Regions from separate parts of the Homo sapiens genome. Here region 2 is linked to region 1. Evidence: chromatin contacts called from ENCODE Hi-C or POLR2A ChIA-PET data. All regions are on one chromosome and are shown on one strand. The core of a region is the stretch at or near the end of the contact, and the rest is flanking DNA. Distances in the headings are between cores, read along the strand shown.

Region 1 (5,110 bases), core at 1,341-3,840:
CGAGTCCCGCCGCCGCTTCCTGGACGGCGACAGGCTCACGCTGGCCGACTGCAGCCTCCTGCCCAAGCTGCACATCGTCGACGTGAGCACGGAAGGTGGGCGGGCGGGAGGGTGACCGCGGCGCGCCTGGGGGACGGCAGGTCCTGACCGCGCCCCGCGATCCTGCCCGCAGACGGTGTGCGCGCACTTCCGCCAGGCGCCCATCCCCGCGGAGCTGCGCGGCGTACGCCGCTACCTGGACAGCGCGATGCAGGAGAAAGAGTTCAAATACACGTGTCCGCACAGCGCCGAGATCCTGGCGGCCTACCGGCCCGCCGTGCACCCCCGCTAGCGCCCCACCCCGCGTCTGTCGCCCAATAAAGGCATCTTTGTCGGGAGTGAGGGTGTCCTGACATCTGAAGGGCCAGAGGTCTCGGGATCACTTCCCATCCCCAAACCCCAGGGTGGGACGCTCAGCCCGATAGCCCAGAACCACAGGGGCAGGAGCGCCGGGGGTCGGGCCGGTCCCATCCTCCACGCTAAGAAGGCGCAGACTCCAGGCCTCCTGCAACCGGTGGCCTCAGGGATCTCCAGGACCGGACTGGGCTCCCAAACCAGTCAGGCCGGGGTGGGGCGGGGTGCCCCAGGTGGATGGGGGCTGGCACATTCCTCAATCCTGTCCCGGGGCAGGCGCTCCCCTCCCCGCAGGGCACTTCCAGTGTCTCAGGGTCTACACGGGACTTCTGTCTGCATCCTCCCACGGGGCTCCGTGCCCTACCTGGGTGCGGCCTGGGAGGGTGGGAACAAAGTTCTAAGCCTTGGGGAGCCCTGGCCCTGCCTGGCTGGGCCCCTCTCAGCTCCTGGGCTGGCAGGGCTGGAATAGCTGGACGGTCTGAGAGTGCTCACCTCCCTCCGGCCCAGCAAGGAAGTCTCCAGGGAGCTGAGAGGCTGCAGCATCTGTTCACATCCTGTGGCCCTACACCCAGAACACAGGCCCAGGGGTGTTCCCTGATCCCTTCCCAGGCCAGTGCCAGGAGTCAGAGCCCCACCAGAGCCTCCAACCAAGGGAGCTGTTTATTTGACAGGGAAGGAATTTGAGGAGCCGTGTTAGTCCTGGCCCAGGACAGGCAGGTGGAGGTGGTGGCGGGGGGTCTCTGATGGGGGCCTCAAAGACTGCCTCTCCCCTCATAGGCGGACTCCCCGCGGGGCCACGCTTGTGCTGCACCTTCAGGTCTCATCGAAGTCCACGCCACCAGCTGGTTTCTTACTGGGAGGGAAGAGGGGTGTCACTATGGCACTATGGTGTGGAGAAAGGGGTGGGGTCCAGGATTGGACCCTGGGCGCAGGAAGGGGGCTGTGGGAGGGTACCTCTTGAACCCGGGGTTGATGAGCGACTCTCCTGGACACCGCCTCCTGACTCCAGGTCCAGGGCCACCTCTCTGGGGATCTGGGTCTGGGGGAAAACAGGACAGGGGCAGCTCCTGAACCTGGCAGCATCCCAACCACAACCTTCTCCGAATAGATAGGCATTCTCTCTGGAGCGTGAGTCTTGTTTGGGGGGAAACTGAGTTCCAGGTTAAAGAGCACAGCCCTACTTGAGTCACAGGCGGACATGCCTTACCTGGTAAGAAGAGCTGAGGCCCTGCAGGCCGGGGGCTCTTCCTCGGGCTGACAGCTGTCTCTTCTGCAGCTGGGGAGGAAAGCCCATGGGAACCCCACTCAGTGCCAGGAGTGGGGGCAAGAGCAGGGGACCCCAGTGAAGGTATGAGGTGCCCACCCCCAATCCTACCTGCCAGTCGCCGCTCCAGGCTCCACACGCGTTTTGCCAGGCCCAGTGTCAGCGCCCGCAGCCTGGGGGCTGCCTCTGGGCCTGGTACCTTGGAGAGGTCAAAGGCCAGTGCCGAGGGCCCCCCTGAAAGCGTCAGGGATGCTCTGTCCTCCTGCAGAGTCAGAGCCACAGCTTGCTGCTCACAGGCTGCCCTGGGAGAGGAGAGGTGCGGAGAGCTGTGGCAGACCCTCCTCCTCCCCACCCGTCCTTCCTCCCTGCTTGGGTCTCACCTGAACCGGGGGGTGATGTCCTCAGCCGCACTCAGGCCAAAACGGGCTTTCTAGAGAGCACAGGGGCTTGTCACGAGCTGCCTGGAACCCGAGGCCCACTGGGGGCACCCGAAACCTGCCCGACCCCAGAGCCCTAGCCAATGGGAGGACTACAGCTACAGGGCGGGCAGAGGGTGTCAGAGCCTTCTGGGGAATCCCAGATGTCTGTCGCCCCATAGACGATCTGCACTGCAAGGAGGGGTGTGGCGGCTCCCAGACCCGCCCAGTTACCCACGAGGGCCGCCAGGCTGTCCGGCGTGAAGCAGGTGCTCCAAAGCTCCGCGGCGTCGGTCACGCTGGGGGAGAAGGCCTGTCAGGCGGGGCCGCCCGCGGAGCTCCCTGCACCCCTACCTCCCCGCGGACCCCCACTCACTAGAGGTTGAAGCCGCCGCGGTCCCCCTCCCCGCTTTCCTCCCCTTCGCAGTAGCACACGAAGCGGGGCGGCTCGGGGCCCGGCGGCAGCGTGCAGAGCGGCGGCGACAGCGGATCCATGGCGCCGGGCGAGCGGGAACCCGGCGGGGCGGGGCTTGGGCGCCGGGAGGGGCGGGGCTGTGCGGGCTCAGGGCTCCTGCGCGGAAGAACGACTTCCGGAGCCGGGTGCAGGCCAGTCGCGGGCTTAGGGAGCTTGCGCGGGGCGGAGTCTGGTTGGGGGCGGGGTCTGTGTGTGGAGGCGGGGTTAGGGGCGGGGTTATGAGGGTGGGGGGATTCGGGGCGGGGCTAAAGGCACAGGCCGGGCCGCGCGGACCCGGTACCCGCGCGGGCTTCAGGCGACTAGAGGCCGAGTTTAGTGCGCGGGGCGGGCCGGAGCAGGGCGTCCTGGGTCAGGGATCCAGAGGCCCTGCCCCCAGCGCTGGCCTCGCCGGTCGTGGGCTCCACGGCGCGATCCCGGGCTCTGGCCCTCGCGCCCGCGAGCAGCCCCACTCGAACCTCGCCCCCTCCCGCCCCCGCCCCGGCTCCAAGTCCAGCCGAGTCCAGGTTCCCTCCGTGGCTCTGCGGATACATCCTGGAGCCCCGCCCTTCCATCGTCTTCACACACAAACCGGAAGCTTCCTAACTCTAATCGTAAGAAGTTACGGTTGGTCCGGCAAGGTGACTCACGCCTGTAATCCCAGCACTTTGGGAGGCCGAGGCGGGCAGATTGCCTGAGGTCAGGAGTTCGAGACCAGTCTGGCCAACATGGTGAAACCCCGTCTCTACTAAAAATACAAAAAAATTAGCCAGGTGTGGTGGCGCACGCCTGTGAGGCAGGGGAATTGCTTGAACCAGGGAGGTGGAGGTTGCAGTGAGCCGAGATCGCGCCACTGCATTCCAGCCTGGGCAACAGAGCGAGACTCTGTCTCAAACAAACAAAAAAAGAAGTCACAGTACAGAGCGATCTCCAGGGAAGAAGGCTTCTGCGCTCTCTGTCCCGCGCATGGTATTCCTCCAGCTCCTCCTACGTGCCTGTTGTCCTAGGCCTGGATATCGATCAACAGACAAGGTCTCTGACTCCCTGGAGCTTCTAGGATCCAATAGGAGAGACACCACACTCTCAGGCAGGGCCAAGCGCCAGGAGAAACTGCAGCGGGTGCTATGAGGGCAGGAGGAAGAGGATGGCTCCCACCAGGGACAGGGAGATCCCAGGCGGAGGCCTGGCCACATAAATAATGGTTCTGTTCAAGGCTCGGCAAGAAGGCCAGGTTGGCAGCATGGTGCTGTGGGGAGGGCCAGTGGGTCTGTAAGCTACGCTTCCATATCGGAGTGCTCCCACAGCAAGCCTGCCTCACCTCCTCCTGCTTCCCAGTTCACTCCCAGTCCTGGCTCCTGCCCCCTGGGCCTCTGCACATGCTGCTGTTTCTGCCTGGCACATCCTTTCCCCAGACTCACATGCTTCCTTCAGGTCTTTACTCAAAAGTCACTTTAGTGAGACCTTCCCTGGTGTTGTTCTGACATTGCAGCATGCTGCCCAGCTCTCACATCCCTCTCTCCTGTCATTTCCCTATTTTTCACACTTCTCACTGTAGAAAGTACACTTTGGCTTGCTTTATTCTGGCAGCTAGCTCCCTGTTATACCCTCCTGGGTTTAGACTTTTCTGCACTCCCCTCCCCTTGGGCTGGACTTTATTAATGACTTGCTTCTGGCAACTAGAATAGGACAAAATTGCTCTTGAATTGCTGGGTGTGACATGAGGCAGCCCTAAGGGGATGACCATGGCCAGCAAGGGAACCGGGAAGCTGACGCCCCAGCTGAGCCTTCCCATGAGACCACATCATCGGCCGGCAGCTTGACCACAGCCTCCTGAAACTTTGTGTCAAAGGCCCAGAGTCCTGCCTGGCTGACACTGGGAGATAATGCATGCCTGCTGGTTAAGCAGCTGCATTTGGGGTAACCTGTCACTCTGCAGTAAGTGACCACCAATACACTTATTTACCCTGCTTATTGTCCATCACCCCAGGAGGTCCATGAGGGCAGGGATTTCTGTCTGTTTTACCTGCCAGTGTATCCGTCTCTTCAGCGCTTACACAATGGCTGGCACATACAGACACTGAATAAACATTGTGAATGAATGAATGGGGGGTGGTGGCTGTTGGAGGTTTAAGCAGGGGTGGATGGGAAGTGGCACGTCTGACTTATGTGTGTGAAGTCCGTATTCTGTGCTGTGAGGAGAGAGGACGGGGGCTGCAGAGGAGAGGGGTGGACCATGGGCTCGGACTGGAGGTGGAGGGAGGAGGAGACAAAGAACAATCAAGGATGGCCCTGGCATTTGGGAAGAGTGGAAAGGGGAGATTCATCCCCAAGATGACTGGGGTGGGGCAGATTTGGAGAGGACTGGGGGGCCTCTTCTTTGTCATGTGAACTCTGAGATGCTGGCTGTAGCAGGCCCCAGATATCAGGCCCTAATCCCTGGGACCTGTGAATGCTATTGTCTATGGAAGATGCTGGGCACTGCATTCCAGCCTGGGCAACAGAGTGAGATCCTGTCTCCCCTTCCCCCCAAAAAAAGGAAAGAAAAGAAAGGAGTGTTTGCAGATATTCCCTTGAGATGGGGTGATT
Region 2 (5,550 bases), core at 1,951-4,450, 300 kb after region 1:
CTTCCCTGGCTCTTGTCCTGGTGTCTCTCCGGGGCAGGTCTTTGGGGAGAGGCCTAGTCAGGCCCATGTGCCCCGCCAGCCCGGCAGCTGCCTCCTGTCACACACTGGGCACGGCGAGCGTCACGTCTCCACTTTACAGATGAGGAAACCGAGGCTCTGGTGCCTTGGCTAACTCAGGGTTTAGGTTTAAAGCCAGATGGACTGGTCTTCAAAGCCCGGCTGCCCTGCCCCTGCCAGTCCTTCCTGGGCCACACAGCACTGGCTTCATCTCTGCTTCCTGGAATTGGAGAGGCTTGGCTGGTCCTTCCGTCCTCACTCGCTCCCTGAGCTGTGTGGGCTCCCCGGGCCTCAGCAGCCGGTGCCAACTCAGCTCTCACTGTCACCTGGTGTCATGCGCTGTCTGGCCGGGTCCCAGCAAATGCCCAGGAGGACTCTCAGCTGTCCTTGGGTGGGTACAGCCGCACGGCCACCACCGGCCCAGCACTCCCTGCCCCTGGTAGCTGAGGGCATCTCAAGGGTCAGACAGGGCGCTGGCCATCCCTACACAACAGAACCAGGCTCCCAGTCCCTCACCACACTCTTGGGATAAACCCAGCAGAGCCCATGCCAGCCCTCCCTGGGTGAGAAGCACTCATTTTAGAGAAAATCTCTTTTCTAGGCTGGGCGCGGTGGCTCACATCTGTAATCCCAGCACTTCGGGAGGCCGAAGCGGGCAGATCACTTGAGGTCAAGAGTTTGAGACCAGCCTGGCCAACATGACAAAACCCTGTCTCTATTAAAAATACAAAAATTAGCCGGGTGTGGTGTCGGGCGCCTGTAATCCCAGCTACTCAAGAGGTTGAGGTAGGAGAATCTCTTGAACCCAGGGGGCAGAGCTTGCAGTGAGCCGAGATCACGCCACTGCACTCCAGCCTGGGTGACAGAGCGAGACTCCGTCTCAAAAAAAAAAAAAGAAGAAGAAAATCTCTTTTCTTGGCATCTCTGCCAGCCCATAAGATTCTCTGGAGCTTTACTTCTAGAAACAAATAATGTGTTAGCTTCCCAAATGTGGCATTATATTAAAATACACAGTACTTCCTCATCACTCCCCAAGTCCCTGGCCCGCCTCCTCTTGGATCTTGTCGGAGGAAAAGTGGACGTTTCTCTCAACACTTCTGCAAGGTGCAGAGAAGAGGGAGGAGGTGAAATTAGGTCTCACCCTCTTCAGGAGAGCAGTGGGCAAAACCCCACCTTGTCTGGGGAGGCAACAGGGTCACCGTGTGCTGCCCTGGCACTGTTCCTGCCAGCCCTGGCAGGAGTCTTCCGGCTCAGAGTCAGCCTCTTTTCCTCTGTCACGTCCCGGCTGTCTGGTGTTCACCCTTGAGAGCCTCAGTTTTCCCTCTGTAAAATGGGGATGCCTTTGCTACTATGGAAAGTGTGTGCTGAGCACCTGCTATGTGCCAGACATTGGCCTGAGTGCTGGTCGCACATGGTGCACAAAACAGATGAGGCCCCACGGGCTCCATTCCGGGGGGAGGAGAGGAGGGAGAGGTGTCCAACACACACACAGTCACCTAGGGGTGCAGGAAGATGGTGGCCACCCTGGAAAGGTCGGTGGGCTGGGAGGTAAAGGACAAGAAGGGGGCTGGCATGTAAAGCCCCTGGACAGGCCTGATGGTTGTGAGGACTGGATTCCACAGCCAGGGTACAACCTGCTCGGGACCTGGGTGCACAGAGCCTCCAGCTGAAGGTGCTGTGAAGCCCCACTCCTCCAGGAAGTCCACCTGGGACCCCAGCCCACACCCCCGCATCCCCCAGCTCCCGGCAGCGGCACTCCTGTCTGCAGGGTGCACCCACCTCATCTGCCCTGGAAGATGAAAACCCCGCAGCCGTCAGCAGCCACCTCTCAGCCTCTCAGAGGCACAGCAGTGCAGCTCTCAGACCTCCCGGCTGCGGGGTGTGCAGTTCCGGCTCCAAGCGTGGAAAGAGGTCAAGCCAGGCCCTCCAAGCTGATTCCAGATGAAGCCCATATGGATCTGGAAGGAGACTGGGCTGGAAAATGCTCTCCTGGGTTTCGCTGTAAGATGCCTACAGGCCTAAGGCAAAAGGATGTGTCTCCACTTTCAAGAAAAGCTGGGACCGCCTGGGCAGGGGCTGCTGAGCCCAGGCAGCGAGACCCCACGTCCTTCAGGACCGCAGTTCCCCATTCATTTGAAGAGCAGTTTCTGTATTTGTCATTCTCTCAGTACAGTTTGGGGGGTGGTTACAATGTTCAGGGAAATGTTTTAACAGCTCAACTCTGCATCTGAAAAAAGAGGGGCCGTGCTCCCCTGCTGACCCGTTAGAGCGCAGGGCGGCCAGCACTCCCGCAACTGCAGCAAACCCAAGAGTCCCTATGAGGAGGGACCCCAGGAAACTGCTTTTCAATCTCCATCTGCTCCCTGAGGTGGGACGCCGGGTGGGGGCCGGGCCAGGTGACTGCTGCCCTTGTCCCAGCTGCACCTTGCCCTGCCACGCTGGCCGTGCTGCCAAGCGGATGTGAACGCCGCCACCTGACACCCACCTCGCCTGCCCCCGGAGCGTCCCTGGTGACAAGGCTACTTCTGGCACCCAGGGTGGGGCAACCCAGCCCCGCCCAGACACACGCCCCAGTTGGCCTGCGCGCCCCCACGAGTCTCCCCGCAGGGGACCGAGAACACCCTAAGAGCCAGGCTTTCTGCCAGGTGGCCACTGGTCACTCGGGGGCGGTTCCGGCGGCCCTTTGCGTGGCCACCGGCCTGGCACGGGCGCATCCCCGCTGGTTTTACGCCCTTGGGGAGCTGTGGTTCTGCGCGCGGGAGCCTGTGGCTGCCCCGGCAGCGGGGGGAGGGGGCACCGGGCGGGGCAGGAGGCCCAGACCATGGGGGGCAGCGCCAGAGCCCGAGCCACCGGCAAGCCATGATGGGGGGGTCCCCTGGGACCGGGAGGGTGGGAGCAGAGCGCCAGAGCCTCGGTAACCTGGCAGAAGGCTGTGGGGAGGGAGCGTGGAGGGGAGGTCCGGGCCGGGTGACCCAGGGCGGGAAGGGGGGGCCGTGTCGGGGCGGGGTTGGGGACAGTGGCGGGGCGGGGCCTGGTGAGGGGACCGTGTCGGGGCGTTGTTGGGGACAGTGTCGGGGCGGGGCGCCGCACCTAGCCCTTCCCTGCCGCGCGCTCCTCCCCCACGCCGCGCCCCGCCCCGCCCAGCCCCGCCGCCCTCGCAATAAGGGGCCTGAGCGCGCGGGGGAGAAGCGGGAGCGGGAGCGGGAGCGAGCTGGCGGCGCCGTCGGGCGCCGGGCCGGGCCATGGAGCTGTGGCCGTGTCTGGCCGCGGCGCTGCTGTTGCTGCTGCTGCTGGTGCAGCTGAGCCGCGCGGCCGAGTTCTACGCCAAGGTCGCCCTGTACTGCGCGCTGTGCTTCACGGTGTCCGCCGTGGCCTCGCTCGTCTGCCTGCTGCGCCACGGCGGCCGGACGGTGGAGAACATGAGGCAAGGCCGGGGGCCGCCGGGAGGGGCCGGGGAACCGCCGCGCCGCTTCCGCTTCCCTAACTTTCTTCTGGGCTTCCCTCCTTCCTGCCCCGCCCGTCCCGCCCCGCTCCGGGGCTCCGGGGAGAGCGCGCCTGGGCCGGCGGCAGGCACAGGAGGGGGTCCCGGAGTCAGGGGGTCCCGGAGTCACGGGGTCAAGGAGCCGGCGTCACAGTGCCCAGCACCCCACCCCCCGCCCTGGCCCCGGGCGTCTACACCGGTTTCGGCCTCCGCCGCGTCCCTGCAGCCCGGCGTGGGGTTCCGGGGGTGGAGCAGCTTTCGGAGAGAAAGGGGGCCGGTCCGCGCTGGGAGAGGCTCAGCCCTGCTTCCTGAGCGGGGAAACCGAGGCCGGGGCGGCGGGGACTTGCCCCAGGGCTATTGATCAGGGCGCACGACGGCGTGGGGGCACCCCTCGGCCTCCCTCCGACCCCCTCCTGACTGTCCGCCCGGTGATGGGCGCACCTGTGGGGCGGGTTCCCCTTTCTCTCCCTTTCCTCTTCGCAGGGAGGTGGGGGACCCGGAGGGGACCTGCTTCCGTGCTGGGGAGCGCGCCCCTGGCCTACAGCTCCGGGGGCCCAGCTTCCAAGCGAAGGGAAGGAAGAGTTAGGACTAGGGTTCGGCGGGGCTGAAATTTTCCCCTGGACGCCTTCCAGAAGGTGGGAGCTTGGTTTTGCCAGGCTGGGGTTGGGGGCCAGAGGTCAGACTGGGCTGCCAAAGACGGCGGGGGCTGCCTGCTCCTGGGCGGGGTGGCTGCTGGAGAAGGCTCTTGCCTGCCCCCTCTCCCTGTTAGCCGTCCCCAGGCTGTTGCTACATTTCTCCCTGCCCTGTTTGGACTGCCCAGCCAGTGGCTTTTGCAATGGCCTGGGGTGGGGGCATTGTGGCCCCAGAGGCCCCCTTCCCCGTGGTTCCAGGGGCAGTGGGTGAGGGTTTGCTAGCTCCCTGCACTCGCTGTCCTTGCCAGCCCTGGGAGGGCACTGAGGCTGCTGGAACGGGCCTACAGTCATGGCTTCCAACGGAGCCCCAGAAGCTCCAGGAATATGAAGGAGGACCCTGGGCCTGATGGTGAGCATGGAGAGTCCGAGAAGGGCCTGCTGGCTGCTCAGCCAGACGTGTGTGACCAGTGGTGATGTGGGCCAGGTGGCCCAGGCCGGGGTCCCGGGGAGCGCACACTCCAGGGCTGGCCCAGGTGGTGACTGGCGCTGACGTCCCCAGTGGAGCACCCTTCAGCGAGGAAGGCAGTTTGCAGAAACAGGGAGTTCCTGGGGGCTGGGCTCTGGGCACCTGTGCTGGAATCTGTGAAGGCCTCACCTGTGGTTCTGGCCCTGGGATCCCCTGTAGGCAGGGGTCTCTGTGAGGGGCCCCCCTCAGCCCCTGGGGTGCTTCAGAGTAGGGGCGAGGGTGCGGCTTTCCCAGCTGAGGAGGGGCCAGTCTGTGGGTTCCTTGGGGTGCCCCCCACCCCGAGGAAATGGCTTGTGTGGTTCTGATGCCTGCAGGGCATCCTGTGCTGGGCGTGTCCTGGGGTGTGGACAGGGGACGGGGTCCTGTTCTTTTGGCAGAAATGATGGGGCACCTGACTTAGGAGACCCTGGAGCAGACCCCACTACTGAGCCAGGCCACAGGCCACGGGCCTCTTCATCGGCGGCCTCCTCGTGTGAGAAAGCCTGGCTTGTTCTGCAGGGGCCTCTGCCTGGACTTCCTAGCTGTTTTCCAGGGACCAAATCACAGTTCACCTGCTGCCCTTTCTATGGACCTGGCAGGCTGGGTTGGCTGGCACTGGCCCTGCTGCCCCACTGGGCCCTGTCCCCATCTCAGCTTGGAGATTCTGGCTAACCTGGGTGTCCTCGGGACCTGGGGCCTCTGATGGTGCTTGGATGGGACCCTCCTGCCGCCCTCACCTCTCCAGGGCAGCACCCAGGCTCAGGCCTGTGGAGTAGTGGCTTCCGGGACACTGGCTACTAACAGCAGGTGCTTTGTTCCTGCTTTGGTCCCTGAAGAGAAGGGAGGGCCAGAGGGCAGGGCAGTCTGGAGGAGAG

Evidence for each region. Hi-C counts contacts between places; a loop is a spot of excess contacts on that map. ChIA-PET counts read pairs that join two places held with the same protein, here RNA polymerase II (POLR2A). Pooled maps may share reads with other maps.
Region 2: a loop to region 1 is called in a pooled map, with 5 times the contacts of the local background. The contact joins the promoter of AGPAT2 here to the promoter of PAXX in region 1. A Hi-C loop is called at or near these places in 6 of 50 pooled maps. POLR2A ChIA-PET finds 5 or more read pairs at or near these places in 4 of 52 experiments (CD4-positive, alpha-beta memory T cell, HepG2, WTC11 and 1 more).

Annotation. Positions count from the first base shown.
Region 1 is chr9:136,989,902-136,995,011 of GRCh38, reverse strand. It overlaps PAXX (PAXX non-homologous end joining factor), which reads right to left and starts at 2,590. Exons shown (of 7, transcript NM_183241.3): 1 at 2,450-2,590; 2 at 2,312-2,372; 3 at 2,038-2,087; 4 at 1,769-1,959; 5 at 1,601-1,669; 6 at 1,348-1,432; 7 at 1,036-1,246. The coding sequence starts at 2,568. The coding sequence ends at 1,207. CLIC3 (chloride intracellular channel 3) reads left to right here. Exons shown (of 6, transcript NM_004669.3): 5 at 1-82; 6 at 173-404. The coding sequence ends at 331. RefSeq lists an enhancer at 1,855-2,397 and silencers at 2,355-2,734, 2,745-3,034, 4,481-4,775.
Region 2 is chr9:136,685,107-136,690,656 of GRCh38, reverse strand. AGPAT2 (1-acylglycerol-3-phosphate O-acyltransferase 2) reads left to right here and starts at 3,200. Exons shown (of 6, transcript NM_006412.4): 1 at 3,200-3,481. The coding sequence starts at 3,300. RefSeq lists silencers at 2,474-2,553, 3,024-3,223, 3,444-4,013 and an enhancer at 3,734-4,595.